Linked DNA regions of Mus musculus: region 2 is linked to region 1. A link is a loop called in an ENCODE intact Hi-C map of the cell type or tissue named here. Cell type or tissue: left cerebral cortex. All regions are shown on one strand.

What was found. Peaks named below come from ENCODE experiments on the same cell type or tissue, not always from the same donor. Only the 100,000 strongest peaks of a DNase experiment are listed, where the experiment ranks them.
Region 2: it touches region 1 in a loop (2.3-fold over the local background); 2 of 42 quality-filtered maps call a loop at or near these places.

What each region holds. Positions count from the first base shown.
Region 1 is chr13:32,943,747-32,946,246 of GRCm38, forward strand. No RefSeq gene overlaps it. Among named protein-coding and RNA genes, the nearest start is that of Serpinb6b, 20 kb to the right of the region's middle. In left cerebral cortex, no CTCF peak of the experiment used is centred here; no DNase peak of the experiment used is centred here.
Region 2 is chr13:33,029,534-33,032,033 of GRCm38, forward strand. Serpinb9b (serine (or cysteine) peptidase inhibitor, clade B, member 9b) reads left to right here. Exons shown (of 7, transcript NM_011452.3): 2 at 1-96. It overlaps Gm36099 (predicted gene, 36099), which reads right to left. Exons shown (of 3, transcript NR_166906.1): 3 at 1,527-1,814. Among named protein-coding and RNA genes, the nearest start is that of Serpinb9b, 3.4 kb to the left of the region's middle. In left cerebral cortex, no CTCF peak of the experiment used is centred here; a DNase peak (open chromatin) is centred at 1,027.

The DNA.
Region 1 (2,500 bases):
GAGAGCACAGCTTCAGCGTCTCAGCAGTAGGAACATATGTGGCTTTGGTGACTCTCAGATACTGAGAAACTCTCATTCTCCTTTATACTTAATAGAGATCCAGTATTTATTTGTTTAGCTATTTAAGGACAAGCTTTTAAAACTACAAAGAATGAAACTATATGAGGCTAAGACACATGAGCAAAATTTCCATGTAGAAAGTATTCTTGCTGGGAAACAGGAACATTAGGAGGACTTCACAGACACAGGAAAGTTTCATCTGTCTACAGTATCATTTATCTCGTTCTCCTGGACAATATCAATTTTGGGGTTGTCTGAGCCTGAGAGCTCACTCTGTTTCAAACGCCGTGGTGCACTCAGTCTAGATAAAGCTTTCCACTCCACGTGCTCTCCTTATGGGTCATGGATGGGAGCTTTTCTCCAATCTCTTCCTCCCTGAAGCCTGCTGGGGTGCATTTTGGGTTTCTTCAGGGTGCTCATCTTCTCTGCCCAGTTCCATGTTTCCATAAGAGTCTGCTCACACCACGTGTTCTCTAACCTCTGACCCAGGAGGGAGTGAGCACAGCTACGGGACCTTTAGCCTGTGGCTGTCTTGCTCATCTTGCTTGGGGAAATATTTGGCTTCCTTTACCAGCAACATCTGTTTCTTCTGTCCCCATCTGTCCTCCAGGAGCAGAAGGGGATTTCAACCTCCTGCTTCTTTATGTTTCTCTTATTTCTTCTGATTTGACCAACAGTTAATCTGACCATCTTTTGTCTTAACTCATACTCTTGGGGCCACTTTTCAGTTTGATTCCATGTCACTGAAGCAGCTGGCTCATTGTTATCTTCCCCTTTGTTCTTGTATCTTTTGACATAGTCTCTCCTTTCTTGTATCTTCTGACACAGTCTCTCCTTCCTCTTCCCTGCTCCATCCTTAGACATCTGTCATCCTCCTCTTCATCTTCCAAAAACAGGCTATAATATTTCCTCTTCTTGACTGGGAAGCTCTGTCCTTTATTCCACCTCCTGATTCCCCCCATTTTACTTTCTCTATGTAGTTTGTTTCAACATGGGCCTGCCCTTTAAAACAGTGCTCACTTTACAGAGCACAGATCTCATTGCAATATCTTCTGCCTTAAGGAAGAGTAGTTCATCTCTTTTATGGAAGTTATTGTGATCATCTTCAGTGCACTTTCTGCTTGATGGCATGGGCTCTCATTCTTTTCACACCTGGATAATTATTTGGAGTCAATATTTTCCAAAGTTTTGCTGCTTGCAACTTCTATCCAAGAGGGCTAGAACAGCTGACCCATATGCCAAAGCTCTTTTCCTTGTTTTTTTTTTTTCCTAAATAAATGTGACTTCATGAATACCTTGCATAGATATTATAATCAGGAATGACAAAGCATGAGTTAGAATGCTCCTAAGACATCTCTTGGGCTATAAATAGATTTTCTTGCAAATTTCCTAGGAATTTTCATGTTTACATCTGGAAATGGAAAATGACCATGCATACATAGGCTGTAAGCATGATTTCTGCCTTACTGTTCATAATATGCTTACATAGATTGATTACTGTGTGTATGTCCACTACCTTCAGAATAACTGGAACGGCAAGAGTCTTAATTCTACCCATGATTAATGGGTTTCATTCTTTTCCCAAGTCTCATTAACATCCTGGTTCTCTCTTTGCTATCTCAACACTGTATTTGACAGACATTAGTTTCTTTGCCTGAGTCAGGATATTAATAATAATATCTAAAATAAGTTGATGTTAAATTGGTCTGTATTATATTATTTGTATCTTTTATCTAGTATTAATTTTACTATGAGCATTTATGTATTACTTTGTGTATAGACATATGCTCTCTTGGAGTTACCTAGCATATAGCTAAAGGAATTTCTGGGTCATATAACAACTCTACATTTTACAGTTTGAAGAACTATCTAATGAGTTTGAAGGCTTCTATGCACTCATATGTACCTAGCAGCACCATGGGAGTTTCAGTCTCTCCCTGTGCATGGTTTCTCTTAACTTATTTTAGCCAATCAGTGTGATGTGATTATTCATTATGGTTTTGAGTTTTCCCTGATAAGAAGTCATGTCAATCATAAGCTCATGTGCTCACTGGTTCTTTAAAAATATTTCTATAAGGTGGCTTGGTCAACTCCTGCATATTTTATTTAAGAGTTCATCATCATCAACATCGTCCTCAACGTTGTTGTCGTTGTCCTCCTCCTCTTCCTCCTCCTCCTCCTCCTCCTCCTCCTCATCATCATCATAATTCAAGAGAATTCCCTACCCACTCACTCCCACTTTTTGGCCCTGGCGTTCCCCTGTACTGAGGCATATAAAGTTTGCTAGACCAAGGGGCCTCTCTTCCCAGTGATGGCCGACTAGGCCATCTTCTGCTACCTATGCAGCTAGAGACACAAGCTCTGGGGGTACTGGTTAGTTCATATTGTTGTTCCACCTATAGGGTTGCAGACCCCTTCAGCTTCTTGGGTACTTTCTCTA
Region 2 (2,500 bases), 86 kb after region 1:
TCCAAAAATGTATGTTTTTCTCCTGTGAGCATCTCCTCTGCTCTAGCTATGGTCCTCCTGGGTGCAAAGGAGCAGACCGCAGTCCAGATATCTCAGGTATGTTCTCTGTCATAACCCTACCCATGTCACATGCATAAGAACTGCTGATAAGGGACAGTAGGAATGTGCACACACTGTTTTATGGAGCAAGGGCTAAAGAGGAAGGGGAGAGTCTCCTCCAGTAAGACTTCTTTAAGGGCAATGAGATTTCCTGAGTAACAACTAGGGTGGAACTCTCAATACTTTGTTTAGAATTCATTTACCAGTGGCGCATAAATAATTTCATGCTATACCTTGTCCCCATGCAGCTCTTTCAGGAATATGAACTAAGGGCCAGATAGCAAACTCATGGTTCTACCTTAATTATAAATGGGTGTTTTTGACATATTTCAATTAGAAATAGCTGAGTTTAGTTAAAGGGCAACAGTTTAGATATATTTTATATAGACTTGTAGTCTTCCAAAGTATCAGAAGTAGACAGACTATGACATTTATAGCTATTGCATTATTAAAAATCATTTCTGCTCCTGACAGTACTCCCTTTACATTTTGGAGAGTGTTTTTGTAGTAAGCTGGCTCACGGCCTACATGAACCGGGTATTTCTGGAAGGCAGGCTGGGGCTGAAAGAGAGACTAGAGAGAAGCATGAGGCCAAGACAAATTTTCTCTGATCAAGGCCCGCGAGTTTACTAAGAGAATGTGCTTATAAAGGGGGTGGAGGGGCATATCCCCCCCCCCCCCCCCCCCCCCCCCGCCAATCCATTCTTGGTGCCTGGAGCCAGCCTGGATAGGATGTGTCTCCAGAATGTCTCAAGGGTCTCTCAGCAGGTAGCAGAGTCTCTGAGAAGAGCAGTGATAGTTGACATAACAATATAGCCATCTAAGTAGGAAGGCTACACCCCAGATGATCTCATATTCAGAGTCAGCGAAGTCTGACTCAGCCTGCTTCAAGGCTGAGGGAGGCTAAAGGAGAGGATGTTGAACATCATTATCTTTAGGAGGCTGTTTTCATGGCAGAGCAGCCACTGAGCAGAAGTTGCCCAAATTCAACTACAGACAAAAAGTACTGTCTTTGAAAGAACAAACGATGCAGGAGAGTTGACAGCTTAGTTCTGCATAGACAGAATAAGCTAGTTTTTCATGATAATTTCTGTTTCACTTAAGGTCCGTCTGATATTCTGGGCCAGTAGGTTGAAGACAATTGCTCCAACATTTAGAGGAATAGGGAACTATGAGGTAGACCCTGTCTCTTCAATTTGTTTACTTTTTGAAAATTATGTCAGTGCTTCCTATATTTTTCAGGTAATATTTATGTCGCTCTTGGATTTTTGGAGGGGTTGAAGAGTTGTTATTGTCTCATAGCCTCCCAAGCTCTTTAGTGTTGAGAGAGATGATGTAGATTTGAGAGGACAGTTTTCAGATGGTATACAAGCCTAACACAGGACATAACTCAGGTGTAGGATAAGTAAGCCTTCTACGTTAGGATAGATGGTTCAGTGCTTTATCTAAACTGACAAATTGATGGACTGGATGTCATTTGTACCTCATACTATGTAATTTACCTCTCATGATTTTTTTCAATTTATATCAGAGAGGAGAGGTTTTTTTGTTTGTTTGTTTGTTGTTTTTAATTTTGTCGTTATTCTTATTGTTGCTTTTTTTTTTGCACATAAAAGGTGACATGAAGGTAGAGGTTCCATAATAATTTCTTTGACTAAATAAAGATGGCAGAAGCAAATCTCTGGATGAAGATATAGAGGCAGGATTTCCAGACCCTAGAAAAGAAGAGGAGGACATGATATAGAGCGAAATCTTTTTCACCCAGGCTGAAGAGTGGAGAAGATGGATACCATGTATTCCAGGGGACTGTTAGACCCTGGAGGCAGACTCAACCCCCAGAATAATTCCAACATAGGATACCCGATGAGCTTAGGACAATAGATTCTGTGCCCAGCAGTTGTGTCATCTAGCTGATTTTAAATTTTAAGATTGTCTGGTGTTTTCCATCAGTGGCAACTCAAGTGGACAAGAGAGCGTATCAGCCACAAGGCAGTCCCAGCCAAGAGGGTAGATGGCCAGTGGACCACCAGCAGTAGCTCCAGGCATTCTCAGGAATGGTTTGCTGAGCAGCTTAGCAAAGACAGCCAGAGGAAAGGACAGTCTCAAGGAAACATCAGCTGACAACATGGTGGCCTCTGTTCTCTGAGCATAGCCAGGATCTTCAGAAAGCTTTACCTAGGAATGGGGGCTGACTAGATGGCAGACAAGTGATGGGTAGTTTCAAAAGTTAGCCAAAGTAAAAGAGGTTTTTAAAATTACATGCAACAATACCTGATGGCATAGGCCTTTAATTATAGCTACTAAGGAGAATAGTATAGGAGGATCCCAAATCCAAGTCTAGCTTGGGAAAGAAAGTTTCAAATTAAAAAAAACATTAAAGGTATAGGAATGGTGTTTTTAG